Regions from separate parts of the Homo sapiens genome. Here regions 2, 3 and 4 are each linked to region 1. Evidence: chromatin contacts called from ENCODE Hi-C or POLR2A ChIA-PET data. All regions are on one chromosome and are shown on one strand. The core of a region is the stretch at or near the end of the contact, and the rest is flanking DNA. Distances in the headings are between cores, read along the strand shown.

Region 1 (7,440 bases), core at 459-2,958:
AACAGTATGGAGACTTCTCAAAGAACTAAAAATGGAACTACCATTCAATCCAGCAATCCCACTAATGGGTATAAGGGTAAGAAATCAGTATATCGGCCGGGCGTGGTGGCTCATGCCTGTAATCCCAGCACTTTGGGAGGCCGAGGTGGGCAGATCAGGAGGTCAGTAGATCAAGACCATCCTGGCTAAAACGGTGAAACCCCGTCTCTACTAAAAATACAAAAAATTAGCCGGGCGTGGTGACGGGCCCCTATAGTCCCAGCTACTCGGGAGGCTGAGGCAGGAGAATGGCGTGAATCCGGGAGGCGGAGCTTGCAGTGAGCCGAGATCGCGCCACTGCACTCCAGCCTGGGCGACACAGCGAGACTCCGTCTCAAAAAAAAAAAAGAAATCAGTATATCAAAAAGACCCCTGCATTGATATATTTATCACAGCAGAATTTACAGTAGCAAAGATACGGTATCAACCTAAGTGTTCATCAACGAAGGATTGGATAAAGAAAATGTAATATATAGACAGACATACACCACAGAATACTACTCAGCCATAAAAAAGAATGAAATCACGTCTTTTGCAGCAACATGGATAGAACTGGAGGCCATTATCCTCAGTGAAATAACTCAGAATGTCAAATACCGCATGTTCTCACTTATAAGTGAAAGCTAATCAATGGGTACACAGACATACAGAGTGGAATAATACACACTGGAGAATACAAAAGATGGGAAGGTGGAGGGGGCTGAGGGTTGAAAAACTACGTATTGGGTACAATGTTCACTATTTGAGTGATGGGGACACTAAGAGACCAGACCTCACCACGACGCGATATATGCATGTAAGAAATCTGCACTTGTACCCCCTAAATATACAAAAATTTTTTTAAGTCCCCTCCAAAAGATAAATACTTATTGAATGATTAAGCTACAGGAAAGGCGCCTTCTCTAAACACCTACAATAACTCGGAAAGCTTATTTACCCGACACATTAGAAAGATAATGCTTTCTTAAAAAAAAAAAGGGCTTATCTACCCACCTACCCCCACTTTCCGACACACACCTCTCGGCCTACGGATGAAATCCTGTGAAGAGAAATGTACGTGAAAGTGTACAAGTAAGGCCTCGTTGTTACTGAGGGTAAGAATCAGGATGAGAAGGACAAGATGTCATTGCCTTGCCTTGCCTCCCTAGACATACGAGACCCACGAAGTAGAGGGGCTCCACTGCAGGCCGCCCGGGCCTCTCAAACACCAGGGCTCTTCCCTTCGAAAACGATGGGGTGTCACTCCAACCACTCTTAAACTCGTATCTGACTGAGAGACTCTTGTTTAGGATGACTCCTGCCCTGGTCCAGCCACCACCTCAAAAAGACGCCCCCGGCTTTCCACAAAACCCGGCGCCAAGACAGAAGCCCCCGACCCTCCCAGGCCGCGTCCATTCGACCTGCCACGACCCCCACCCCAGAAAAGCCCGAGTGGAGAGGCTGTGGCTGCCAGCCTGTCCCGCTGTCCCGCTGTCCCGGACCCCCGCGGCGGCCACGGCTCACCACACGAACACTCTGCTTCCTATCACAATCCAGCGGCAGACGCACCTGGTCTGGCACCCCCACTACTCACTTCAGTCAGCCTGGCCCCACCTGGGCCACCCTTCACTTCGCTCCGCGCCTCACCCAACGGCAGAGCAGCGCCGCGCCCACAGCTCCGGTTTGAAAACCTTCACCAACCAATCACAGAGAAATTTATTCCTCCCGCGCCGTCCCTCTACGGTGTGACGTACGCGTCAGGGCCACGCGGAGGTGACGGGAACGGGAATGAGCATGCGCATTCTGACAAAGCGAAGCCAAAGGTGGCCATTTTGACTAATGTCAACGGTTTTTCGGTTTTTTTTGTTTTTTTTTGCGGTGCCCTTTCCGGAAGTCATTCAGGATGCCATATTGACTAAGGGCAAGTGGTACTTCCTGAATGCGAATTATTCTTGGTCTCACTGTCTGCGGGACTAGGGCCCTTGGAAACGATTAACTGAACAATGTCAGCTCTCACAGTAGAATCAGAAGAATACCAGGAGTTAGAACAGCAGTTAGTTTCAAGCACATTCACTGAGCTATATTATCCCTTCCATTGATGTATCCATTCAGACTTTTATTTGACACACATTGAATGAGCCCACATCATCACAAGCACTCCACTGGGAATCGGAAAAATAAAGATGGTATGGTCTCTACTGTCCAGTAGCTACGAATGGAGGCGATAGCTCTAGAAAACAAAAATAAATACAAAATGAAAATAAAATACTATAATTCCATTTAATAAACGTTATTTAGAACTTGGCATTGTGCTAGCACAGGAGCTTTCATGCTTTTTAAAAACTCTGGACCCACAGTGAGAAATACATTTTACGTTGCAACCGGGTAATGAAAACTCTGCTCATCCTTACTACATGCAAAGTACCCAGAACTCACTACTCAACAACGCATGGCTACCCGCAATTTGGAAAAATACTGGCTGGAGCATACAAGAAGCGCTGTGGTTTAAAGGAAAGATCACTTACTGTCACATTGGTCCTTAATTTAAAAAAAAAAAAAGAAAAGAAAGATCACAGATTTGGGGGAGGGAGATTAGGGAGATGTTGGTCAAGAGATATAAAATTTCAGTTAGAGGAAAATTTAGATCTATTGTACAACACAGTGACTGTAGTTAATAACAAAGTATAATGCATTTGAAAATTGCTAAGAGTAGATCTTAAATGCTCTCACCACACACCTCAATAAAGTATGTGAGGTAATGGATATATTAATTCGCTTGATTTAGTCATTCCACAGTGTATACATACATCAAAACATCACCATAAATATATAAAATTGTATTTTATCCAAAAATCACATCACAAATTTTGTAACCCGAAAATTTGACTCCACTTTTATTTTAGAGACAGGGTCTTACTCTGTCACGCAGGCTGGAGTGCAGTGGCACAATTATAGCTCACTGCAAATATGAACTCCTACACTCAAGGGATCCTCCCTCATACCTAGGACTACAGGCACATGATCAAGGTAATTCTTTTGCTTGTTTGTTTATCTTTTGTAGAGAAGGGTCTCACTATGTTGTCCAGGCTAGTCTTGAACTCCTGGCCTTAGGTGATCCTCCCACCTGAGCCTCCCAAAGCACTGGGATTACAGACAGTAGCACTCCACCTGGCCTTGAACAATAGCAGGCGTTCGGCTGACCCACCCATATTATCACTTTTTAATACTTCTGTACTTCACTTCCTCCAAGTATAATGTAGAAATAATAATCCCATCTCTATCTCACAGGTTTATTCCCAGATCGACTGAGACACAGTGTGGTACACTATCAAAGTTTATACTTGGTAAACTGCAATACAGATTATTATTAATATTATTAAGAAAGGGATGAAGAAAGAAAATATGAACTGTGCATTTGTTATCCCATTTAATCCTCCTAACAACCTTTCAAGGTCAGGAGCATTCATTGATTGCATTAGCCTGTGCCTGCTTAGATACCTATAATAAAATGAAATAAGTAGTAGGACAAAGACATGTATAAAGTACTTTAGGAGCACAGACAAGGAAGCAATTAATCCTATCTGGGGAGTGGGAGTGTTAAAAAAGCCTGCAGAGACTGATCTGAGCTGGGTCTTGTGTGAATAGGAATTTACAGGAGAGAAGGGAATGGAAAATTACTGGCAATAGGAAGATCATGTGACCTCTGAAGAATGAGGCAAGCATATATTTAATAAATACACAAGGCCAGGCACAGTGGCTCATGCCTGTAATCCCAGCACTTTGGGAAGCCGAGGCGGGTGGATCGTGAGGTCAGGAGTTCGAGACCAGCCTGGCCAACATAGTGAAACCGCATCTCTACTAAAAATACAAAAATTAGCCAGGCGTGGTGGCAGACGCCTGTAATCCCAGCTACTCGGGAGGCTGAGGCAAGAGAATCGCTTGAACCCGGGAGGCAGAGGTTGTGGTGAGCCGAGATCATGCCACTGCACTCCAGCCAGGGCAACAGGGCGTGACTCCATCTCAAATCAATCAATCAATCAATCAATCAATACACGAGAAAGCGTTTATGAAGGTTTAGGCTGTGAAGGAACATTTACCTCAACTTTCAGGTGATGTTGGGGGTTAAGTGAGTGTGATGCTTCTTGAGTAGCTTTGGCCTGAGAAGGAAAAGGAGAGACTGGCAAAGTAGGATGAGACCACACTAGGAACGGATTGGACTTGATCCTGTAACGGACTCAATGACAAGACAATGGGACTTGGACTGACTTGACTGATTTGTCTTTGGATAGAACATATGCTAACATGGCAAGCAGGATTGTCTGGAAAGGGAAAAATGTAAAGGTAGACTCTCTATTTAGGCCAGTGGCAGTGGGATGACAAGGAGGGGACAGGTGGGAAAGATATTTATGAAATCAATCAATGAAATGAAATGGACTTATTAAATGATTGGACCTCAGGGGTGAGGGAGAGAAGCAGGGGAGTGTAGAATGCCTCAGCTTTCTCTCTTTCCCTTACACCTCAATTACTGAGTGAAACTCCTAAGTACAGATCTCTTGTGTGTGCCCACTTTTCTCCTTCCCCCTGTCACTACCCTTGTCCAATCTGGTAGTCCAACCCCAGTGAAACTGTTTGCCCTCCCTTGCATTCTTTACTCCTCAAGTGATCTTTTAAAAATGCAATTATGGCTGGGCGAGGTGGCTTACGCCTGTAATCCCAGCCCTTTGGGAGGCCGAGGCCTGTGGATCTCTTGAGATCAGGAGTTCGAGACCAGCCTGGCCAACATGGTGAAAACCCGTCTCTACTAAAAATGCGAAAAAAATTAGCCAAGTGTGCTGGTGGATGCCTGTAATCCCAGCTACTTGGGAGGCTGAGGCAGGAGAATTGGTCGAACCTGGGAGGCACAGGTCGCGGTGAGCTGAGATCATGCCATTGCACCCCAGCCTGGGTGACAGAGAAAGACTCTGTCTCAAAAAAATAAAAATAAAAATGCAATTATGGCCGGGCACAGTGGCTCACACTTGTAATCTCAGCACTTTGGGAGGCCAGGGCAGGCAGATCACCTGAGGTCAGGAGTTCAAGACCAGCCTGGCCAACATGGTGAAACCCTGTCTCTACTAACAACACAAAAGTTAGGCCGGGCACAGTGGCTCATGCCTGTATTCCCAGCACTTTGGGAGGCCGAGGTGGGCAGATCACGAGGTCAAGAGATCGAGACCATCTTGGCCAACATGGTGAAACCCTGTCTCTACTAAAATACAAAAAATTAGCCAGGCGTGGCGGCGTGCGCCTGTAGTCCCAGCTACTCAGGAGGCTGAGGCAGGAGAATGGCTTGAACCTGGGAGGCAGAGGTTGCAGTGACCCGAGATCGCGCCACTGCACTCCAGCCTGGGCGACAAAGTGAGACTCCATCTCAAAAAAAAAAAAAAAAAAATTAGCTGGGCATGGTGGTCTGCACGCCTATAGTCCCAGCTACTCAGGAGGCTGAGGCAGAAAAATCACTTGAACCCGGCAGGCAGAGGTTGCAGTGAGCTGAGATCGCGCCACTGCACACCAGCCTGGCAACAGAGCAAGACTCCATCTCAAAAACAAACAAACAAACAAACAAACAAACAAAAAACAGCAGCCGGGCATGGTGGTGTGTGCTTGTAATCCCAGCTACTCGAGAGGCTGAGTCAGGAGAATCGCTCTTGAACCCGGGAGACGGAGGTTGCAGTGAACCGAGATTGTGCCACTGCCCTCCAGCCTGGGTGACAGTGCGAGTCTCTGTCTCAAAAAATAAAATTTAATTTAATTAAAAAAAAATTTGAGGGCTGGGCACGGTGGCTCACGCCTGTAATCCCAGAACTTTGGGAGGCCGAGGTGGGCAGATCACGAGGTCAGGAGATCATGACCATCCTGGTTAACATGGTGAAACCCCATCTCTACTAAAAATACAAAAAATTAGCTGGGCGTGGTGGCGGGCGCCTGTAGTCCCAGCTACTCGGGAGGCTGAGGCAGGAGAATTGCTTGAACCTGGGAAGTGGAGGTTGCAGTGAGCTGAGATTGCGCCACTGCACTCCAGCCTGGGCAACAGAGCGAGACTCCGTCTCAAAAAAAATAAATAAATAAAAATTAAAATGCAATTCTACTACAGAAATGATGACTATGTGAAGTGATGCATAGCTTAATTAATGAGCTAGATTTGGCCAGACAAGCTGTGGCTCATGCCTGTAATCCCAGTGCTTTGGGAGGCTGAGACGACAGGATCACTGGAGGCCCGGAGTTCAAGACCATCCTGGGGAATATATCGAGACCTCCTCTCTACAAAAAACTGAAAAATTAGGCTCCTGTGCCTATGGAGTAGCCACTCATTTATTCCTTTACTTTCTTAACAAACTTGCTTTCATTTAAAACAAACAAACTAGCTGAATGTAGTGGGCTTGGCTAGTCCAGCTACTTGCAAGCCTGAGGCAGGAGGATCACTTGAGCCCAGGGGTTCAAGGCTGCAGTGAGCTATGATTGCACCACTGCACTCCAGCCTGAGTGACAGAGCAAGACCTTGTCTCAAAAAAAAAAAAAAAAAAGCAGCTATATTTAATCATTCCATAATATATGTACAGTCTGAGAGCACGTGGTAGCTCACACCTGTAATCCCAGCACTTTGGGAGGCTGAGAAGGGTGGATCACTTGAGGCCAGGAGTTTGAAAACAGCCTGCCCAACATGGTGAAGCCCTGTCTCTACTAAAAAATACAAAAATCAGTCGGGCGTCGTGGCACATGCCTATAATCCCAGCTACTCAGGAGGCTGAGGCAGGAGAATTGCTTGAACTCAGAAGGCAGAGGTTGCAGTAACCCGCGATTGCGCCACTGCACTCCAGACTGGGCGACAGAGTGAAACTCTGTCTCAGAAACAAAACAAAACAAAAACCATAATATATATACATTATACTTCAAAACATCATGTTGTACATGATAAATATGTTCAATTTTATGTCTTTTGTGTGTGTGTGTGTGTGAGACGGAGTTTTGCTCTTTCACCCAGGCTGGAGTGCAATGGCGTGATCTCGGCCCACTGCAACCTCCGCCTCCCAGTTTCAAGAGATTCTCCTGCCTCAGCCTCCAGAGTAGCTGGGATTACAGGCGCCCACCACCATGCCTGGCTACTTTTTGTATTTTTAGTAGAGATGGGGTTTCACCATGTTGGCCAGGCTGGTCTCAAACTGGTGACCTCAGGTGATCCATCTGCCTTGGTCTCCCAAAGTGCTAGGATTACAGACGCCACCGCGCCCGGCCAATTTTTAAAAATAAACTTGAAAAAAAATGTTAAAGTAAAAATGTGATTCTAATCATATATCTCCCTTGCTTAAAATCCTTAATGACTTCAACTTGCCTTCTAATAAAGACTAAAATTCTGCCGTGCGCGGTGGCTCACACCTGTAATCC
Region 2 (7,189 bases), core at 3,339-5,838, 1.3 Mb before region 1:
CAAAAAGTTTCCTGTGCAGTTACTCCCAATACTGTTTCTGCCAGTTTCTTACATTTCAGGAGCTATGTCTAGCTTCATAAACTCTCTTTCTACAGCATTAAAAAAGTAATAATAAATCTGAAAACCCACCATTCTAAGGATACGAAATAAGCATCCTCAAAAGCATAATCTTTTTCTTTTTGAGATGGAGTTTCGCTCTTGTTGCCTAGGCTGAAGTGCAATAGCGATCTCGGCTCACCACAACCTCGGCCTCCCCAGTTCAAGTGATTGCCTCAGCCTCCTGAGTAGCTGGGATTACAGGCATGAAACTCCACGCCTGGCTAATTTTTGTATTAGTAGAGATGGGGTTTCTCCATGTTGGTCTCAAACTCCCGACCTCAGGTGATCCGCCCGCCTCAGCCTCCTAAAGTTGTGGGATTATAGGCTTAAGCCACCGTGCCCAGCAGGATAATCTTTTCCTTAAAAAAAAAAAAAAATAAAAAAAAAAAAAAAAAAAAAAAGCAGGGAAATACTTGACTCACAAATCCATTTGAAGTATACAGCCGGTGCAGTGGCTCACACCTGTAATCCCAACACTTTGGGAGGCTGAGGCGGGCAGATCACCTGAGGTCAGGAGTTCAAAACCAGCCTGGCCAACGTGGTGAAACCTCGTCTCTACTAAAAATACAAAAATTAGCCAGGTGTGGTGGCACATGCATGTAATCCCAGCTACTTGGGAGGCTGAGGAAAGAGGATTGCTTGAATCTGCGAGGCGGAGGTTGCAAAGGGCCAAGATCGTGCCATTGCACTCCATCCTGGGCAACAAGAGCGAAACTCCATCTCAAAAAAAAAAAAATCAATCCATATGAAGTACTCATCAAGTTTATCCCTATTACCTTGGCGTTTTATTAAGTAAATACAGTCCTTCCTAGAACTGGGATATCACTATGCATTCAATTCCAAGTCATTTATAATAATGTTAAATAGGACCATTTCAAATAGCTACACTGAAAAGATCACTATTTATAATTCTGTACAAAAAAATAAAATTTCTTTATTAGTATAATTTTATTCTTCCTGTTCTTTGTAAAATTTTTTTTACCTTTTTTTTTTTTTTTGTAGAAACGGGGTCTCACCGTGTTGCCCAGGCTGGTCTCCAACTCCTGGGCTCAATCAGTCCTCCCACCTGAACCTCCCAAGGTGCTGTGATTATACATAAGAATGAGCCACCATGCATAGCCTATTTTTCATGTTCTTAAAAGTCATTTTCCCAGTTATTATTACATAATGTGCTTTCCCCTCCAACTGCTGACTGGAATTTTATCAAAGGCTTTTGGAAAATCTAAGTAACTTACATTTACTTCTTTTGCTGTGACCATATTTTATAAACTACTTCAAAATTAATGCCAGGAATGGCGGCTCATGACTGTAATCCCAACATTTTAGAAGGCGGAGGCGGAAGGATCCCTTGAACCCTGGAGTTTGAGACCAGGCTGGACAACACAGGGAGACCCCATCTTCACAAAAAAAATTTTAAAAATTACCAGATATGTTGGCAAGCCTGTGGTCCCAGTTACTTGGGAGGCTACGGCAGGAGGACTGCTTGAGCCCAGAAGGTTAAGGCTGCAATGAGCCATAATCAAATCACTGCATTCCACCATGGACAACAGGGCAAGACCCTGCCTGTCTCCCTACCCCAGCAAGAAAAAGAAAGCTATACCTAAATTCCACATGATTTCCCCTTTAATGTTACTCCTCCAACCCCAAAATGTTGACTTTAGATGTCTGATAATCTGTTTTTTGGGGTTTTTTTTGAAGACAGGGTCTCACTCTGATGCCCAGGCTGGAGTGAAGCGACTCAATCTTGGCTCACTGCATCCTCAACTCCCTGAGTTCAAGCAATCCTCTTGCCAGCTGCTGGAGTAGCTGAGACCACAGATGCATACCACAACACCCAGCTACTTGCTTTTTGTTTTTGTTTTTGATATTTTGTAGAAATGAGGTCTCATTATGTTGCCCAGGCTGGTTTTGAACTCCTGGGCTCAAGTGATCCTCCCATCTCAGTCTCTCAAAGTGCTGGGATTACAGTTGTGAGCCACTGCACCCGGCCTAATCTACTTCTTTAGAGAATCGACATGGATATACTAAATCCACTAGACAAGTAGACACTTAACAGGAAAACTGAAAAGCTGGATTCAGAACAGCAACACAGCACATAATGGAAGTGATCAACCCTAAATTCTAAAGTTCAAGTTACAGTTCAGTAGCAAAGACCAACCACAAATGGAATAGGTAGGTGGAATCAATCACAAAAGGATTATATCATATAAAAAAATTATACTTACATTTCCAGGGAACTGTGTGAAGGACTGAATCATGTAGAATCGATGCATGTATACTATAGCAGTGTTGATAGTCAATTGTGAGCTGAAGTGTTCAAGTTAAGATCCAAAAACAGGCAGGTATAATTCTGGAAAAGATAACCTCTATCTCCCTCCCAAAAGGATGAAATGGCCAAGCAAGTAGATACTACTAAATGAAAATCATACTTATCTCTCCAAATCAAAGAATATGTCTGTTTTCTTTCACCAAATTATTAATCGCCAACTGACACTTAGCACAATGCCTTACACATAACAAATATTTAATATAAATGTACTGAATGAATAAACAAACATCTCAGGATGTATGAATCTAGACAGATTTTTTTAAAAACTATATAAGGCGGCCAGGCGCGGTGGCTCACACTCTGTCGCCCACACTGGAGTGCGGTGGCACCATCTTGGCCCACTGAAACCTCTACCTCCCAAATTCAAGCGATTCTCCTGCCTCAGCTTCCCCAGTAGCTGAGATTACAGGCGCCCACCAACAGACCTGGCTACTTTTTGTATTTTTAGTAGAGACATGGTTTCACCATGTTGGCCAGGCTGGTCTTGAACTCCTGGCCTCAACTGATCGACCTGCCTTGGCCTCCGAAAGTGCTGGTATTACAGGCGCGAGCCACCGCGCCTGGCTGACAACCTTAATGACAACACACATACAAAAAGGAAAGCATTTTAAGGATGCACTGAAATAGAATTTCGAACAAAAAGATTTAACTCCATACTGACAGGATGCTTAGGAAACAAACCTGGACATCAGCAGGAAACAAACTGGCGATAAAACAGACACCCATTTTGAGATGAACACACCCTTAAGATACACACATTACTGTCAGCCACACATTTAAATAGAAGCTGCACCCAAGAAAATTTTCACACGCAGAGTGGAAAGAAATTTAAAACTATACTAGTTTTCTCCACCATAAAATAAGTGTATTTCCTAACAAACAAAAATATGTGGGAGAGGTTACCTCATTTTTTTTTTAATTTTTTTTTTCTGAGACGGAGTTTCACTATTGTTGCCCAAGCTGGAGTGCAGTGGCGCCATCTCGGCTAACTGCAACCTCCGCCTCCCGGGTTCAAGCGATTTTCCTGCGTCGGCCTCCTGACTAGCTGGGATTACAGCTGCCCGCCACTACGCCGGGGTAATTTTTTGTATTTTTAGTAGAGACAGGGGTTTAATCATGTTGGCCAGGCTGGTCTCGAACTCCTGACCTCAGGTGATCCACCCGCCTCGGCCTCCCAAAGTGCAGAGATTACAGGCGTGAGCCACCGCATCCAGCCGTTACCTCATTTTTGAAAATGAAATACATATCATCACTCTAAGTAAGTTAAGGACCCGGTATTTTGTAAACTATTTAAAACATTAGATTCGTGGGTATCCCCTACAAACGTAAACTAACATCTTTCCTCTGAAATTCTATAAAACAGTAGCTACTAACTGAGCATCTGAATGCAAAGCACTGTGCTGGACACAGAATCAAACACAAGAGGTATTATCCCATTTTATAGACAAGACGGCCAAAAATTTGAGAGGTCACTTAAACAGCTAGTAGATGAGGAATGGATTTTGGACCAAGGCTGAGGCATTAATTCTAGTCCACCCTTTATAACACTTTCAGGTACTGAATTTCTCGAAATTTACACACTAGGTTTGGGAGGCAGCCGTCAACAGAGAAACCTCTGCCAGACCTAGACCCCTAGGGCACAGCGGAAAATGAGAATCTTAACGTCACCAGAGCAGATCAGAACACAATGAAGACAGAGTTGGAAGGGCTGGTTAAAACACAAAGCCGGGAAGGATACGAATTCCCAGCAAGGCTGGCGGCACGGGTGAGCGAGCGGGAAATCAACTCTGCCTCGCTTCCCTAGCGCTAACTGAGTTTCAGCCCGCCCCATCGTGGGCTCTCCCAACTAGACATCCAGCTTCTGCCCACCTTCTTCCCCACTTTCGTCCCCCCCACAGAGCCTGAGACCCGGACGCCAGAGCATGGCGGGACCAACTCCAAGGCCGAAGGCCTAGGCCACAAGGATACACGTTAAGACGCTGCCCCATGTCCTGAAGCAGATTGGCCGCCTGCTGGCGATAAGAAAGTTCTTTATCTGGGTCCACGCCAAAACGACGGGATGGGCTATTTTCCAGCTGTTCTCGAGTGAAATACCACCGTTTGTTGTTGTTCTTCCTCTCTCCCTCCATAGTGCTTCAACCAGAAGGCAGCGGCGAAGGCTGCAGGCACTTCCCAGCGTCACCTAAGAGGCGACCCACATCCGCTGTGCGGGGGCAACTGCGACTTGACGAACTTCCGCTAAGCGTCGACCGCCGGGTTGTTACTTGCCTCCGTAGAGGAAGCAAAAGTCAAAGGACCTACTTCCGGAATGCACCTCGCTACACCCCGTAGCCGAGTTAACAGCCAATATGCGACCAGAAAAAACCTTGAGGCGAGGACGCAGGCGCGTCACGTGACCGTTGGGCGGTGGAGTGGGGTTAGAAGTTCTTTCTTAAAAACCGTGTATCTTCCCGCGAGAACCGGATTGAGCGTTGGCGCCCCGGGTCAGGCTGCGAGGCCGCAATTATAGTGGGATGGGGCGGCCGCCCACGCGCCGCTTGGCGGTTCTTACGAGAACTTTGTTTGTGACGGCAGTGGTGATGTAAAATGGGGCAGATGGGCCGGGCGCGGTGGTTCACGCCTGTAATCCCAGCACTTTGGGAGCCCGAAGCGGGCGGATCACGAGGTCAGGAGTTCGAGACCAGCCTGGCCAATATGGTGAAACCCCCGTCTCTACTAAAAATACAAAATTAGCCGGCGTGGTGTCGCGCGCCTGTAGTCCCAGCTACTCGGGAAGCTGAGGCAGGAGAATCGCTTGAACCCGGGAGGCGGAGATCGCAGTGAGCCGAGATCACGCCACTGCACCCCAGCCTCCAGCCTGGGTGAGAAAGCGAGACTCCGTCTCAAAAAAATAAAATAAGTAAAAATGTGGCAGATGAACTTGAAAGAGAAAGTAGGTGAGGCTGTCAGAAACTGAAAAACAGAATCAAATGGTGGGGCTCTTTCGTATATCGGAGCATAAAGCAACTAGAAGGCTGTTACATTGTTGGTAGCAATGTAAAATGCGACAACCCATTTGGAGAGGTCGCTTTAATGTGTAGCCAAAGGCATGAAAACATTCTCACGTTGTTCGCCAGTGATCCAACTTAAAGGAATAAAATGAAATTAATAACATTAATTAAGAGCTTACATGTCCCAGGCACAATACTGACTTAAATATACTGTTTCATTTATTCAGCACAACTCTAAGAGGTAATTTTTAAGTACGTTTGCGAATGGGTGAACTAAAACTGCCCCTTGAGTGTGGAAAGCCTCCACCACTACCCCTCACTTGCACAGATTAGCAAGTTCTTGCCCTCTGTCAAAATATTTCCCAGCTCCTTTGCCGGGCGCGGTGGCTCAAGCCTATAATCCCAGCACTTTGGGAGGCCAAGGCGGGTGGATCACCTGAAGTCGGGAGTTCGAGACCAGCCTGGCCAACATGGTGAAACCTCATCTCTACTGAAAATACAAAAATTAGCCAGGCGTGGTGGCGCACGCCTGTACTCCCAGCTACTCGGGAGGCTGAGGCAGGAGAATCATTTGAACCCGGGAGGCAGAAGTTGCAGTGGGCCGAAATCGCGCCACTGCACTCCAGCCTGGGCAACATTGCGAGACTCCTTCTCAAAAAAAAAAAAAAAAAAAAAGATACATCCCAGCTCCAGCCTCTGATAACTGTTTGGTGCTGGGCAAGATAGTTAACTTCTCTATGCCTCTTTTCTGTGATAATACCTATGTTTTAGATAGTGAAAGGGAGTAAAGATTTAATGAGTAAAAAGTATTTATAATAGTACCTAGTACTTAGAAAATATTCAGTAGCCCTTATTGTTATAATATTTGTTACATTGTATTGAAATTGAAGGCAAGAGCAATGCCTTCATTTTTGTATGGCACTTACCTAGTAAAGCCCTGGCCCTAGTAAATAGTCCATAAATCTTTGTCAGATAAATGTGCAAAACACCCACAATACAGAAACTGAGGCTTTGGGAGTTTGCCCTCACTACACCACTAATAAGTGTAGATCTTAAATCTAATTCCATTGATCTTTCCATTCACGCAAGCTGTATTCCTGCTTTTCTGGAACCATATTCAGTTTACCTTGATTAAATATGGGTAATTTTAGATAGATTTGGATAATATTAGAATCCTTCATCTTGCTTTGATAATATTTTGGGTTTTGTCATTTCTAGGCATGGGTGATCTTACTATGCTTGATTGTCATTCATTCTCAGAAGTATTTCTTTCCATTCAGGTCACCTCTGCCATATACTGCCTGTAGTTAGTATTAGCTCCATTTTACCCTGGAGAAATTGAGGTTCAGGAAGATTTAAATGACTTACTTCTAGTTATAAAGTAAAAGAACTTGGGATTTCAAATTTCTTCCCTCACAGACTCTTTACTATTAAGAGAATAAGCACTTACAAAATAGATTTTTTAGTAGAATAAGCACTTTTTCAGTTATGTAGTCATGTATGTTATCTTTTGAACAGCTGTGTTAGTCCATTTTCACGCTGCTGATAAAGACAAACCCAAGACTGGGCAATTTACAAAGGAAAGAAGTTTAATGGAGAACTCACAGTTCCACGTGGCTGGGGAAGCCTCACAATCATGGCGGAAGGCAAGGAGGAGCAAGTGACATCTTACATGGATGACAGCAGGCAAACAGAGAGCTTGTGCAGGCAAACTCCCATTTTTTTAAAACCATCAGATCTCATGAGACTCATTCACTATCATGAGAACAGC
Region 3 (7,085 bases), core at 546-3,045, 1.2 Mb after region 1:
TCTTTCATTTTTGTTAGTAATCTCATTTGGCTCTGCCCTGGTTTTCCCAATGCCCAGGTCCCACTGTGACAAGCAAAATACCCAACAACCTGTAAAGTAGGCCTGACCAATCTGAGGGCAGTTTACATGAGCAGGAGGTAGGCCCAGGAGAGTTCCTGGGTCCTAAGAGTTAACCCTTTAATCATTGGACAATGGAGGTGGCAAGATCGCTTGAGGCTGGAAATTCAAGACCAGCCTGGCCAACACAGGGAGACCCCATCTCTGTATTAAAAAATGAATAGCACGTGCCTGTAATCCCAGCTAGTCGGGAGGCTGAGGCAGGAGAATCGCTTAGAACCCTGGAGGCGGAGGTTGCAGTGAGCTGAGATTGCGCCACTGCACTCCAGCCTGGCGACAGACCAAGCCTCTGTCTCAAAAATAAATAAATAAATAAATAAATAAATAAATAAATAAATAAATAAATAAAAATAAGGCTCGGCGCAGTGGCTTATGCCTGTAATCCCAGAACCTTGGGAGGCCGAGGCAGGTGGATCACCTGAGGTCAGGAGTTCGAGACCAGCCTGGCCAACATGGTGAAACCCCGTCTCTACTAAAAAATACAAAATTTGCCGGTCGTGGTGGCGGGCACCTGTAATCCCAGCTATTCGGGAGGCTGAGGCAGGAGAATTGCTTGAACCCAGGAGGCGGAGGTTGCAGTGAACCGAGATCATGCCACTGCACTCCAGCCTGGGCGACAGAGCAAGACTCCATCTCAAAAAAAAAAAAAAAAAAAAAAAGAAAAGAAAAAATTAAAACTTTTTTTAGAAAGAAAGAAAACCAGCCTGGCCAACATAGTGAAACCCCGTCTCTACTAAAAATACAAAAATTAGCCAGGAATGGTGGCGCACGCCTGTAGGCCCAGCTACTCAGGAAGCTGAGGCAGGAGAATTGCCTGAACCCGGGAGGTGGAGGCTGTGGTGAGATCGCCCCACTGCACTCTAGCCTGGGCAAGCGAGCAAGACTCCGTCTCAAAAAAAAAAGAAAAAGAAAAGAAAACACTTAATCGCTGCCCTAAAGGATGCCATCTTTGCCCTTAAGGATAATTAGGTTAGAAAGAGAAGCCATACATAGAGAAAAATAGAGGTACCATACAGGTCACCTGCAACAGGTGCTAAAAAAAGGAAAGGGCCACAAACACTCCATGGGTAGTGCAGTTATGTCAGTTTCAGTGCCAGGTGTTGCGTACAGCACGGAAAACATAACCCCTTCCTGTACGTGAGAAAGGCAACGACTGTCCTGGGGAAGACAGGGCAGCGAAGATTCCAGTGCAGGTCTCATTCAGGAAAGGATACATGTGAGCTGGAGTGGCAAAATAAATTTTAACAGAGCTGAAGCTTAAGTTGGGCTTGGTGGGGAGGGACGCATGATAAACTAAGGTGTGGGGAGCCGATTTCAGGCAGTGCGACAAATTTGCAGAAATCTAAGCCCCTCGTGGAAGGTTGCCAAGGTGAGGTGACCTTGAGTGAATGCGTGTAGGTGGAAAAAGGTTCCGGGGAATGCTTGCATCGTTCTGCATCCGAGCGTCCAACAGAGAAAAGATCCTGTTTCCAGACAATACCTGCATTTGGTTTTTCTCCAGCTGAGGGACACCGGTAGGGGGGGGGAGGACAGAAACGAGCAGGGGGTGGGGCCAAGGCGAGTGGGCGGGACCGCGCGGACCCTCCCGCGGCCGACTGGAGGCCCGGAGCAGGGGCGGAGTTTCCGGCGGCAGCGCCACTCGGGCGTCGGGTGACGCTAGGCGGACGGACCATCATGTGACACGGAAGTAGCTCCGAACAGGAAGAGGACGAAAAAAATAACCGTCCGCGACGCCGAGACAAACCGGACCCGCAACCACCATGAACAGCAAAGGCAAGGACCGAGGGTGGCAGAGGCCGTCGGGGGGAGTACTGCTGGCCCAGAGCGAGCGGATTCGGAGCCCAGGGTCACCAAACGCCAGGTTTGGGGTGGGCTGCGCCATGCTCCTTGGCCGGCTGCAGTCCAGGGCGCTGCGCCTGACGCCTTCGTCATACCCAAATTACGGCAGCTTGCTGCCTCCAGGCCCTTTCCTCCGTAAACTCTGTGGCGCAGTTTGGAGCTGCGGGCTCGGGTGGTGGGGGGGCTTGACATGATGGGCATCCGCAGGAGCAAATAGAGCGCTAGCGCAGGCATTCGCGTAGGCCAATGGAGAGCCGGCGGAGGCGGGGCGCCGCGCTCCGGAACCCCCAGCGGGGCCGAACTTAACTACTGAATTGCTGGAGTTGGTTCGTGGGCCGGGGCCTGTGAGGTCTCTTTTCCTTCCCTTCGCACCCCCTCGCCCTTCGCTGACGGGATCAGAACTTCTCCCCTTTTCTGTGGTTGTACCAGTGTGTCTGTCGGAACATGATTCCCATAACGCAGGAATAGGTTGAGGGGGTAAAAAAGGAATAGAAAAAAAAAAAAAAAAAAGGCCGAGCGAGGTTGCTCACGCCTGTAATCCCAGCAGTTTGGGAGGTCGAGGCGGGCGGATCACCTGAGGTCAAGAGTTCGAGACCAGCCTGGCCAACGTGGTGAAACCCCGTCTCTATTAAAAAATACAAAAATCAGCTGGGCGTGGTGGCGGGCGCCTGTAATCCCAGCTACTCGGGAGGCTGGGGTAGGAGAATTGCTTGAACCCAGGAGACGGAGGTTGCAGTGAGCCGAGATCGCGCCACTGCACTCCAGCCTGGGCAAAAGAGCGAGACTCCGTCTCAGAACAAACAAAAAACCAAACCTGATCCCCCGCTTTTCCAGTGAGGATATTCCTCCTCACCCCTCAGCCCTGCACCCTTTTCCCAGTCTCACGGTTCACTTCCATCATTCACACCCTTTGTTTGGAAGTCGACCTTGAATAGTAATCTGTAAGGAAAATCAGAACTGCTGTTACCCACGAAGTCTGGGCTGGTTGTAGACAGGCTGTGGAGACTACCTAGAGCAGAGGCACCCTTGATAAGCCAGAACAGCAGCAGGCCAGAACCCCAGACCTGTCCTGCATTCCGGAGGGAACTTGGGCCCAGGTAGACTTAACCCCTTACTTCGGTATGTTAGTAGGAGCAGTGAGCAGTGCCTTTCTTGTCTCGTTAGAATCCAGCACCTTCCATTTTAAGGGTGCAAAGACAATGCATATTTTCTTAGTTCCAGGAATCAGGCCCTCTGGGGCAGACTATTTGCAAATCCCCTTCTGCTTGCTCCCACTAAGTTAGCTACCCGATATGACCTGCCTCATTTTGGTAGCTCTGTGTAGTAGGCAACCTTCATTTTTTTCTTGTCTTTCAGGTCAATATCCAACACAGCCAACCTACCCTGTGCAGCCTCCTGGGAATCCAGTATACCCTCAGACCTTGCATCTTCCTCAGGCTCCACCCTATACCGATGCTCCACCTGCCTACTCAGAGGTGCTTCCAGTTTGCCAGATTTGAACTAGCTGGGAATACTCTTAGGGTGGTCCTTTAGTCCTTAGCTAAATCTGACTTCACATATTTACTCTTCACAAATGCTAACATGAATAATCTAAAACACTATATAATTTGGCAATTTTTGTCGGAGTTGAAAGTGCATTATTTGATGATTTTGTGTTATTTGGCACAGGCTAAGGTGCAGAAGATGAATTTGCGTTCTGTGAGCCCAACATTAGCTATAGCAGAAAGTGATCCAGGAGAATATTGAAGGCCAGTGGAAAGGCAACTTGTATAATCTTACAAAAAGTATAACCTGCATAAGGAGAATTAAGAATTAGCTCATTAAAGAGATCTCAAATAGGAATGTCATAAAGTAACATTTTGCCTTCTCTTCTGCCTCTTCTAGCTCTATCGTCCGAGCTTTGTGCACCCAGGGGCTGCCACAGTCCCCACCATGTCAGCCGCATTTCCTGGAGCCTCTCTGTATCTTCCCATGGCCCAGTCTGTGGCTGTTGGGCCTTTAGGTTCCACAATCCCCATGGCTTATTATCCAGTCGGTCCCATCTATCCACCTGGCTCCACAGTGCTGGTGGAAGGAGGGTATGATGCAGGTGCCAGATTTGGAGCTGGGGCTACTGCTGGCAACATTCCTGTGAGTATGACCTCATCAGAAGAAACTCAGCCCTTGTGTATTTTAACTTTCTGAAATGACTTCATATTCATTCTCTTACCATTTCTGGATGATAGTTGCCAGTGTTGGTACAACTACTGACATCCAATACTCAGGCAGAAAGTGTTTGAGGGGGCAGAACTGTGGCAAGTGAGTAGCATCTCACTGGGGGCTGAGTTAACCAGATTCTTTTGTTTTCATGTCTGTCGAGTCCTGCTTGCTGCTTTTCCAGTTCATTGTGGTACACTGAACTGGTCTAGTAATGCTCCTTATTCATTCCATAAGCATTTACCATTTACTTAATATTTGCCATCAGCATGGTGTTGCACTAGGAACCCTGATAATTAAAAAAGTAGAATGTATAATCCCTAGTAAGTAGCTTTTAGAAAGATATTAACAATTTTAGTTATCATTTTTTCCTACTTAATTCCCCAGTGCGTGGGATTTAGAGCTCAAATGACTGCTCAGTAACTACATGCTAGAGATGAAGTGAATGTGTCATTAGCGAGCCTTCAGTTTTCCAGTAGTTCATTCAAAAACTGTGTAAGGGCGAAGCACGGTGGCTCACCTGAGGTCAGGAGTTTGAGACCAGGCTGGCCAACATGGTGAAACCCCGACTCTACTATAAATACAAAAATTAGCCGGGCATGGTGGCAGGCGTCTGTAATCCCAGCTACTTGGGAGGCTAAGACAGGAGAATCACTTGAACCTGGGAGGTGGAGGTTGCAGTGAGCTGAGATCCCACCACTGCACTCCAGCCTGGGCGACAAGAGCAAGACTCTATCTCAAAAAAATTAAAAAAAAAAAAAATTAAAAATTAAAAACTATGTAGGGACCATGTGGGATTCATACATGGACTGGCACCCTGTCCCTGTTTTGGGAATGTGAGTAGGACAGTGGTTCTCTACCCTCAAAATGACTGTTGGTCTGGTCTGTTCATGTTCAGAAGGTAGCCATAGGCTTCATCTTAGAGCTGGAACCCTTTGAATGAGTGGTAGGCTCCCTTTCCTGTTTGTATCTTTGGGTTCACATAAAGTATAGACCTACTTTAGAACTCAAATTGGTGGCGGAACTAGCTCCTTAAAACGCAGCTGGTTAGCACATTGCCTCATCCTAACAGGCCTCTGCTTCCCCTATGTCCCCTTCGCTTATATTAGCTGCCCTGTGCCCATTCTATCATGTCATTTCCTTTCAGCCTCCACCTCCTGGATGCCCTCCCAATGCTGCTCAGCTTGCAGTCATGCAGGGAGCCAACGTCCTCGTAACTCAGCGGAAGGGGAACTTCTTCATGGGTGGTTCAGATGGTGGCTACACCATCTGGTGAGGAACCAAGGCCACCTCTGTGCCGGGAAAGACATCACATACCTTCAGCACTTCTCACAATGTAACTGCTTTAGTCATATTAACCTGAAGTTGCAGTTTAGACACATGTTGTTGGGGTGTCTTTCTGGTGCCCAAACTTTCAGGCACTTTTCAAATTTAATAAGGAACCATGTAATGGTAGCAGTACCTCCCTAAAGCATTTTGAGGTAGGGGAGGTATCCATTCATAAAATGAATGTGGGTGAAGCCGCCCTAAGGATTTTCCTTTAATTTCTCTGGAGTAATACTGTACCATACTGGTCTTTGCTTTTAGTAATAAAACATCAAATTAGGTTTGGAGGGAACTTTGATCTTCCTAAGAATTAAAGTTGCCAAATTATTCTGATTGGTCTTTAATCTCCTTTAAGTCTTTGATATATATTACTTGTTATAAATGGAACGCATTAGTTGTCTGCCTTTTCCTTTCCATCCCTTGCCCCACCCATCCCATCTCCAACCCTAGTCTTCCATTTCCTCCCGCCAGTCTCCATTGAATCAATGGTGCAGGACAGAAAGCCAGTCAGACTAATTTCCTTCTTTCCTCGCACTTCTCCCCACTCGTCATCTTTTAACTAGTGTTTCACAAGGATCCTCTGAAACCCTCTCTGTGCCCCAAGTACAGATGCCATTACTTCTGCTTTCGTATCTCCTCAGGCAAAAGTGGAGGGTGCCTTATGGGCCCTCCTCATAGGTTGTCTCTGCATACACGAACCTAACCCAAATTTGCTTTGGTGCCAGAAAAACTGAGCTATGTTTGAACAAAGATGTCGTGCAAACTGTACTGTGAACAACAGTTGGTTTAAAATATGAGGGGCAAGGAGGAGGATGCATTTCAAAAGCTTGATTGATGTGTTCAGAGCTAAATTAAGAGGAGTTTTCAGATCAAAAACTGGTTACCATTTTTTGTCAGAGTGTCTGATGCGGCCACTCATTCGGCTCCCCAGAATTCCTAGACTGGGTTAATAGGGTCATATTGTGAATGTCTCACTACAAAATGACTTGAGTCCAGTGAAATCTCATTAGGGTTTAAGAATATTTCAGGGATCCTTAATGTTTTGATTTTTGTTTTCTGAAATTGGATTTTATTTTATTTTATCTTATAATTTCAGTTCATCTAAATTGTGTGTTCTGTACATGTGATGTTTGACTGTACCATTGACTGTTATGGAAGTTCAGCGTTGTATGTCTCTCTCTACACTGTGGTGCACTTAACTTGTGGAATTTTTATACTAAAAATGTAGAATAAAGACTATTTTGAAGATTTGAATAAAGTGATGAAGTTGCATTACACCTCACTGCAAGGATTCTTTACTTAGCTTGTTTTTAGATTTCTTCTATATATATTTTATTTATATCCCATCTAGAATTCAGCTAGGTGCTGCTGCTGCTCTGTTTCCTTTGATGACGCTTTGAAATAAAGGCAGGAGTACAAGCCTAAGACTTGATCATTTCATGAATTCCATTCCAGATGTTCAACTTTTCATCATTTTACTCCAACCTCTTACAAATTTTGGAATTTCGGACCTAAACTTAGAAATGAGGGAACTATTGATTCTCCTAACTTGCTCTAAAGTTTGGCTTGAAGAAAAGGTTCTGGTATAGCAATTTGTATACGTTGAG
Region 4 (7,351 bases), core at 19-2,518, 1.4 Mb after region 1:
TTCTTTCTTTCTTTCTTTCTTTTTTTTTTTTTTTTTTTTTTTGAGACAGAGTTTTGCTCTTATTGCCCAGGCTGGAATGCAATGGTGCGATCTCAGCTCACTGCAACCTCTGCTTCCCAGGTTCAAACAATTCTCCTGCCTCAGCCTCCCAAGTAGCTGGAATTACAGGCGCCTGCCACCATGCCCGGCTAACTTTTTGTATTTTTTGTGGAGATGGGGTTTTGCCATGTTGGCCAGGCTGGTCTCGAACTCCTGATCTCAGGTGATGCACCAGCCTCAGCCTCCCAAAGTGCTGGGATTACAGGCATGAGCCACCACATGTGGCCGGAACCAAAGCATATTTCAAACCCCTCACCTGACCTGGTTTTCATCATCACATGAATTTCCCTGTCTCATCCTTCTTAACCTTTCCTTTGATGGGAAGGGAGACAGCTCATCTGTCTGGAGCGGAGAATAGGGCCTGTGTGGTGCACACACATCTCTGGTAGAAGGCGCAAAAGTCCTCGAGGCTCTTTGGTGTGTCCAGAACTATGAACCTCACCCAGTGCCTGTAAATTGTGTGTGTGGGCCTGGGGGCGAGCTCAGAGCACAGAGTTAACATCCTTTCTGAGAGTGCTGCAATGGGTTGTCGGCTGCTAGAAGGGGTCTGCTGTAAGCTTTGTGGGCAAACTGACCACCCTCCACCCCCATACACAGAAGAGCCCCATCCTACCCTCTGCAGACGTCTGGGTCTGCGATGATTGGCCCTGGATGCAAGTAAAAGCTGTTTCTCCTTTTTGTCAGCCTGGGAATCTGAACAACTGAGGAAATAGGGAAGTCGGTGACAGTCACAGTCATGAACACCCAGCAGATTCCATTTCCCCACAGCAGGAGGCAGATCCCTTCCCACCCCCAAAAGCCCCCAGGCTCTGGAGGGAATTCAACCAAGCAGGGCTCAGACCGACCTCCACCAGCGAGGCTTCTCCTTGCTGTCCCCTTCTGCTCAGGCGCAACGTGGCAGGGCAGGAGGAAACCTCTCTGCAAGAGTTGCCGTACCAGAGCACATGGGGTGGCCCGATCTGGGGAGACGGGGCACAGAAGGAATGCAGGGCATGGGTGGGTGAGGGGAAGAGGGTGTGGAGCCCTGGCTCTGGCTTGTCCCCCTCTCACCCCTCCAAGTTCCAGAGGTCTGGGCTCCTCATTCATCTCGTAAGCGCCAAGGTGGAGGGGGGTCCTACCGAGGGAGGAGCTACAGGCCACCGCGACCAGCAGAGAGCGAAGGCAGGAGGGACCAGCCTGGCCCAGCCCCTTCATTTTACTGTCGGGGGTAGTGAGGAGGAAGAGGAAGAGGCGAAGGCTGGCGGAGGAGGAGGTGAGAGCGAGGACTCGGCAGAAGCGAGATCCGCCGAAGGGAAGTCCGAGCAGTCGGGGAGCTCAGGGGGGCCCTCCCGGGGAGAGGGTCGCGGGCTCCTTCTGCCGCTTACCTGTCGCGCCGAGGCAAAGCCGCAGCCGCGCCGCGGGGTGGCTCCCGGGTTTCCCCACCGGACGGCCGGGAGGGTGGGACCGGGGCGGGACCTCCCCCAGCTGCACTAACGCGCCCGCCCCGCCCCTCCCTGGCCAGGTGCAGCGGGTCCCGCCGTGTCCTCAGCCTGCTGCGGGCCCGGGAACTCCCGGCGGACCGGCAGAGGGGCGCCCCGGCTTCTCTGCGTCTCAGCCCGCCCCGGGGGTGCGGTCTTTGCGGCCAGGCTTTCAGCGCGGAAAAAGATTGGAGGGTCCTAGTCACCCCAAAGAGGACAGGCATTAGCAGAGCCGCGGGCGGCGGGTGCATGGAACCGGAATGTGCTGCGCGCCAGCCTGGAGCGCTCGGAGCCCGGAGGCCTGCCCCGGAGGGGGAAACGCGGCGGGGCGGCCATGGGCCCCGGGGTCCTGCCCCAGGTTTGCTTCTCATTTGTGCTCCATCCAACAAGAGCTCGTATTCCGTGTGCCATGAACTGTGTCAAGGGCTCCAAGTGCCAGGTATCAGGTGAATCCCAGCCCCAGCAAACTTTAAACCTACTATGATTATTCCGAATGTACCGGGGAGGCAGCTGCTCACACAGCAGAGGGTGTTTCTCAAAGTGGGATCCCCCACCAGCAGCGCCAGTCAGAATCACCTGAGAACTTATTAGAAATTTTGGCCGGGCGCGGTGGTTCATGCCTGTAATCCCAGTACTTTGGGAGGCCGAGGCGGGCGGATCACAAGGTTAGGAATTCGAGACCAGCCTGGCCAACATGGTGAAACCCCGTCTCTACTAAAAATACAAGAAATTAGCTGGGCGTAGTGGCGGGCGTCTGTAATCCCAGCTACTCGGGAGGCTGAGGCCGGAGAATCGCTTGAACTCGGGAGGGGGAGGTTGCAGTGAGCCGAGATCACGCCACTGCACTCCAGCCTGGCGACAGAGCGAGATTCCGTATCAAAAAAAAAAAAAAAGAAAAAAAGAAAAGAAAAGAAAAGAAATGGGCCCCACCGCAGACCTAAATATTCCGAAACTCGGGTTGGGCCCGGCGACTTGTGTTTTAAAAGCCCTCCGGGTGATTTTGTGCATGCTCGACCTTGAGAACCCTGAACAATTAGTGGCAGGGCTGGAATGAGAATCCTGGTAAACCCGCCTCCTAAGCCGGTGTTCGGAATTACCCCGCCAGGGCCCGTGCTGCTCAGTGGTCCTCTCCGGCGCTGCCTCGTGTGCTGCAATCTTTTGGGGCCTTAGCAACAGAGAAGGAGCGCGCATGACTCCAAATAGCCAATAATTTGAAAACTTTCTATGGTAGAAACTTCTACCACTAGTTCAGTTTCTCTTTTGTTTTGATATTTAAATAAATTTGTCTTTCTTTCTTTCTGTTTTCTTCCTCTTTCTGCTGCCCCGCCTCCCTCCTTTTTTCTTTTTTCTTTCTTTCTTACTCTCTCTGTCTCTCCTTTCTCTCTCTCTCTTTCCTTCTTTCTCTTTCTTTCCTTCTTTTTCTCTTTCTTTCTCTCTTTCTTTTCTTTTCTTGCTCTACTGCCCAGGCTGGAGTGCAGTGGAGCTATCACGGCTCACTGCAGCCTTGACCTCCGGGTCTCAAGCTGTTCTCCTGCTTCAGCCTCCACAGATGCATGCCACCATGCCCAGCTAACTTTTTTTTGTAGAGAGGGAGTTTCGCCATGTTGCCCAGGTTGGTTTCAAACTCCTGGGCTCAAGCCATCCTGTTGCCTCGGCCTCGCAAAGTGATGGGATTAGAGGCATGAGCCACCGAGTCCAGCCATGAATTTGTATTTCTAAGACCCTAAGACCTGGGAGCAGGAGCATGAGTGAGTAGATCCTAGCAAGAAGTTCTGACACGCACTGGGAAAGGCAGGGAAGCCAGCCGGGTGTTAACAGGTGAATGAAGAAAGTAATCTTTTTTTCTAACCTGAGACTCCAAGGTAGGTTTGATCTATTCAGAAGGTGAGATGTTCTTTGATGGAGTCAGGAGAGAAGGCCAGCAGAGTGTGGAGAAGAAGAGTTGCCCAGCTACACATGATCAGAGTGACGTGAAGGATGGACATTCTCCCAGGAGTAGAAAGGGGTTCATCTGCTCACTCTTGGCATGATGCCCGACTCCCCTAACTCTAAGCAGCCTTCCACCAACTCCCTTCCTTTCACATTCCAGGCCGTGGGCTTTAAGCTCCTAGAGAGACTTTCTACAGAGCTTCCTTGAGCATCCCTTAGCCCATCTGTAGACCCTCTGGACTCTGATTCCACCTCACTGCCCCAGCTGCTTCTATTCTTGTCATGTGCCTTACTTGACAGCTGTCTTTCTCAGAATGAGGGCACTTCCTGTGGAAGATTGTGGGATGCTGCCCCTCATGTCTCTCTTCTTGGGGCTGAACACTCCCTGTACAGGTCGGACCTACCGTCTTTGCTCTGTCCTTCCTCCACCTCTGCCCTTTGACCCTCAGGGGTTGTGTGATCCTGACGTGAGTCTTGCACCTTAGTCAGGACCCAACCTAACCTGAGGTGAATGGCCCCTATTCCTTCCCAGGACAGGGTCATGGCCATTACCCCCAGCCTGGTGCTCCTGAGAGGGCCGGGCCCAGCTTCCCAAGAAGTAGCAGCAGTCTGCGTTGTGTGTTTCGCATTCCGGAAGCAAATTACTCATCTGATTTTACTTCAGCTGACGCTGATTTTAAATGTGACTTGGAATCCTCAGAATAATTAGCTGCCTAATTTGGAGGTTCATGAGTCCGCAGGATGTGTGACCCACCCCTAATGTGTCATGCACTGAGCTGTTCTCTCCTAACAGGAAGGACGGTGCAGGCTTCCTCTCCACCAAGCCAGGAAGGTTTGCAGATGAGCCACCACAGAATAGTGACTGCAATTTCTGCCTCCGCTGGTACAGGCAACTTTCGAAAAATGGTTTTTTAGGCTGGGAGTGGTGGCTCATGCCTGTAATCCCAGCACTTTGGGAGGCTGAGGTGGGAGATCACTTGAAGCCGGGACTTTGAGTTCAGCCTGATACAGCGAGACCCTGTCTCTACAAAAAATAAAAATACAACAGGCACGGGGGCCCACTTGAGGGTGGAGGGTGGGAAGAGGGAGAAGATCAAAAACTACCTAGCGGGTATTATGCTTATTACCTGGATGACAAAATCATCTGTACACCAAACCCTCGCAACATGCAATTTACCCATGTAACAAACCTGGACATGTACTCCTGAACCTAAAAGTTTAAAAAACATATATGATAGTGAAAAAATGAAAATAAAATTAGCTGGGTGTGTTGGCATGTGCCTGTGGTCCCAGTTACTTCGGAGGCTCAGGTGGGAGGATTGCTTGAGCCTAGGAGTTAGAGGCTGCGGCGAGCTGTGACTGCAATGCTACATTCTAGTCTGGGCAACAGAGCAAGACCATGTCTCTGAAAAAAATAAATAAAAAAAAAACGGGTTTCTGTAAATGAAAAAGTTATACGTAAATGAAATGGAAAATAAAAATGAAAAAGTTATATATGCACATGGTAATAAGTCAGGCACTATGAAAATGTATACAGTGAAAGCTCCATTTCCCACCTCTCTAGACATTGTCTCTATCTCCAGAAACCTTGGGTCCAAGGTCCCGTGCATATTCCTGACTGAAAGTTCCCATAAGCGCTTCTGCAGGACATGTCTAGATTCTGTTAACTGCAAAGACCCAGGATGACCCCTTCTCAGGAAGTCCTATGAATTTCTTTTTTTTTTTTCTCACGATCTTATTTTTATTTCTTGGCTGTTTTAGATTCGGGTTTTGGGTGTTCTGAGTTTCACTTTTCACATGAGTGTGCATCAAGGGTGTTCCCCACCATAAGGCAGGAAACCTGGAGGGGAGCAGAACAGTGGAAGTGTGACAAAGGCAGCTCTGTGAGGCCGTTGACACCAGCCCTGGCCTTTATCTAGTCTCTTCCTTCCACACGGTCCCTGGTGAGGGGATACCCACCTCTGGTGGGGCAGAGTGAGGGAGACCTGCCCTTCAGGGGGAGGTGCTGGCTCCACTTAGCTAGGGGAGTGTGCAAGGGATGCCGTGAACTTGCCAAGGAGGTTAGTAGGGAGGCCAGCTGGTCAACCTCCCTCTGTCCTATCACTACCTCTCATCTCACCCACTCTCCTCTACCCTGAGGGAAACAACGGAGTCTCCCACTCCCTCCCTACCTCTTTGTTTCTTATCTGTGAAGTGCAGTTAATGATACCTGGGGTTGTTAATGAAGCTCAAGTGAGATAACACATGAAAGTGTGAGAGTTGGGTCTTCTAAATTACATCTGCTGCTCTACTTTCCTGCATATTCACATTTACTCCTCATCTCATTCCCATGCTCAGGAGAGAAACAGTTAAAGCGAGAAATATTTTAGGGAACCCAAGCAGAGCTGCTCCTAGTTCTGCCATAATCACTCATGCGCTACAATTCACCCATTTCTGTGTGCCTCAATTTCCTCATCTGTAAAATGGATATGTTATTTTTATGATTGGGTTGTAAGATTAAATAAGCAAAGTGCTTAACCCAGCATCTGGTACACAATAAGCAGTCAGTTGAAATTTGGATGTTAGCCATTATAATATTAGCTGTTTTTCTTCTTTCCTTCCTCCATTCCTCCCTTCAATAAAATGCTGTTAAAGTGCTCCATGTGTTAGCCTCTATGCTAGGTCAGGTGTGGAGATACAAGGATAATAAGTCATGTCTGTCTCATCCAGACACCCATAGTTTGTCAGGGGAGCCTGATGTAAAAATGACTATGAAGGAGCAGGGCTAGGACTAGGGTAAGGCAAGTGAGGGCACTTCTCTTGAGTGCAAAATTTATGGGGGCATCTAAAAACTCAGTAACCAAGATAAATAATACTTTAATGCAATATTTTAAAAAAATCAAAATTAATGCAAAAAATCAGTGATGGACAAAGTATCAAAAATTCAAAATAAAGAATCAGCTGGGCCTGGTGGCTCATGTCTGTAATCCCAGCACTTTGGGAGGCTGAGGCAAGAGGATCACTTGAGCGCAGGAGTTTAAGACCAGCCTGGGCAACATAGTGAGACCCCATCTTTATTTAAAAAAAAAAAAAAGACTAGTTTCCTTCTAAGCCATATTGAAGCCTAAGGAAAAAAGAAAAATATATACCCTCATACATATTTTTCTGTATTTTTTGAATGGTTATTTTTTCCTAGAGCATTAAAGTAGTTGAAAAAACATTTAAAACTTGAAACATAGGTGTATTAAAACTCACAGCATTACTTTAAATATTTTATTTGTTCCAAAATGGAATTTATTATGATTTTACTTCAGCCTTAGTTAATTTTTTTTTTTTTTTTTTTTTTGAGACGGAGTCTCATTCTGTCGCCCAGGCTGGAATGCAGTCGCACGATCTCAGCTCACTGCAACCTCCACCTTCCAGGTTCAAGCGATTCTCGTGCCTCAGCCTCCCGAGTAGCTGGGATTACAGGTGTGTGCCACCACACCCGGCTAATTTTTGTATTTTTAGTAGAGACGGGGTTTCACCATATTGGCCAGGCTGGTCTTGAACTCCTGACCTCGTGATCCGCCCACCTCGGCCTCCCAAAGTGCTGGGATTACAGGCGTGAGCCACCACGCCCGGTCTCAGCCTTAGTTAATTATAATTTATTTAAGATCATCACTTGGTCAAGGGAAACTGTCAAACGTGGCAATCTTACAATTCAAAATGAAATAAGCAAAACAGTTAGTTTTGAAAATATGACTAATGAGTTTGCTTGCCTTAAAGCCAGGAGCTTGTATTTTTCCTTTTGCCTCAAGCTCCAATTTGGCTTAGCATGGCATTGGATTGGGACGTGGACAAAGAACATAAAGAGAACAGAGAGGAGAATAAGAGACAGGGAGAAG

Evidence for each region. A loop is a pair of places that touch in the nucleus more often than their neighbours do. ChIA-PET counts read pairs that join two places held with the same protein, here RNA polymerase II (POLR2A). Pooled maps may share reads with other maps.
Region 2: a map of CD8-positive, alpha-beta T cell shows a loop between it and region 1 (16-fold over the local background). The contact joins the promoter of CCNT1 here to the promoter of RACGAP1 in region 1. A Hi-C loop is called at or near these places in 3 of 168 maps with a recorded cell type or tissue (CD4-positive, alpha-beta T cell, CD4-positive, alpha-beta memory T cell and CD8-positive, alpha-beta T cell) and 7 of 50 pooled maps.
Region 3: a pooled map shows a loop between it and region 1 (13-fold over the local background). The contact joins the promoter of DAZAP2 here to the promoter of RACGAP1 in region 1. A Hi-C loop is called at or near these places in 1 of 37 single-sample maps with no recorded cell type and 7 of 50 pooled maps. POLR2A ChIA-PET finds 5 or more read pairs at or near these places in 1 of 52 experiments (activated T-cell).
Region 4: a pooled map shows a loop between it and region 1 (5-fold over the local background). The contact joins the promoter of GALNT6 here to the promoter of RACGAP1 in region 1. A Hi-C loop is called at or near these places in 3 of 50 pooled maps. POLR2A ChIA-PET finds 5 or more read pairs at or near these places in 2 of 52 experiments (BJ and T-cell).

What each region holds. Positions count from the first base shown.
Region 1 is chr12:50,023,786-50,031,225 of GRCh38, forward strand. RACGAP1 (Rac GTPase activating protein 1) reads right to left here and starts at 1,709. Exons shown (of 17, transcript NM_001319999.2): 1 at 1,613-1,709. RefSeq lists enhancers at 1,572-1,661, 3,521-3,815.
Region 2 is chr12:48,712,119-48,719,307 of GRCh38, forward strand. It overlaps CCNT1 (cyclin T1), which reads right to left and starts at 4,589. Exons shown (of 9, transcript NM_001240.4): 1 at 4,397-4,589; 2 at 2,325-2,406. The coding sequence starts at 4,557. RefSeq lists enhancers at 4,354-4,633, 4,704-5,704, 5,104-5,343.
Region 3 is chr12:51,237,031-51,244,115 of GRCh38, forward strand. It overlaps DAZAP2 (DAZ associated protein 2), which reads left to right and starts at 1,796. Exons shown (of 4, transcript NM_014764.4): 1 at 1,796-1,890; 2 at 3,313-3,431; 3 at 3,841-4,086; 4 at 5,300-6,903. The coding sequence starts at 1,878. The coding sequence ends at 5,428. RefSeq lists enhancers at 846-1,483, 1,575-1,869, 1,793-2,042, 2,759-3,395 and a silencer at 1,593-1,702.
Region 4 is chr12:51,390,138-51,397,488 of GRCh38, forward strand. It overlaps GALNT6 (polypeptide N-acetylgalactosaminyltransferase 6), which reads right to left and starts at 1,269. Exons shown (of 12, transcript NM_007210.4): 1 at 1,150-1,269; 2 at 713-800. It also overlaps a transcript of SLC4A8 not described here. RefSeq lists enhancers at 446-1,031, 1,032-1,616, 3,660-3,749 and a silencer at 1,302-1,841.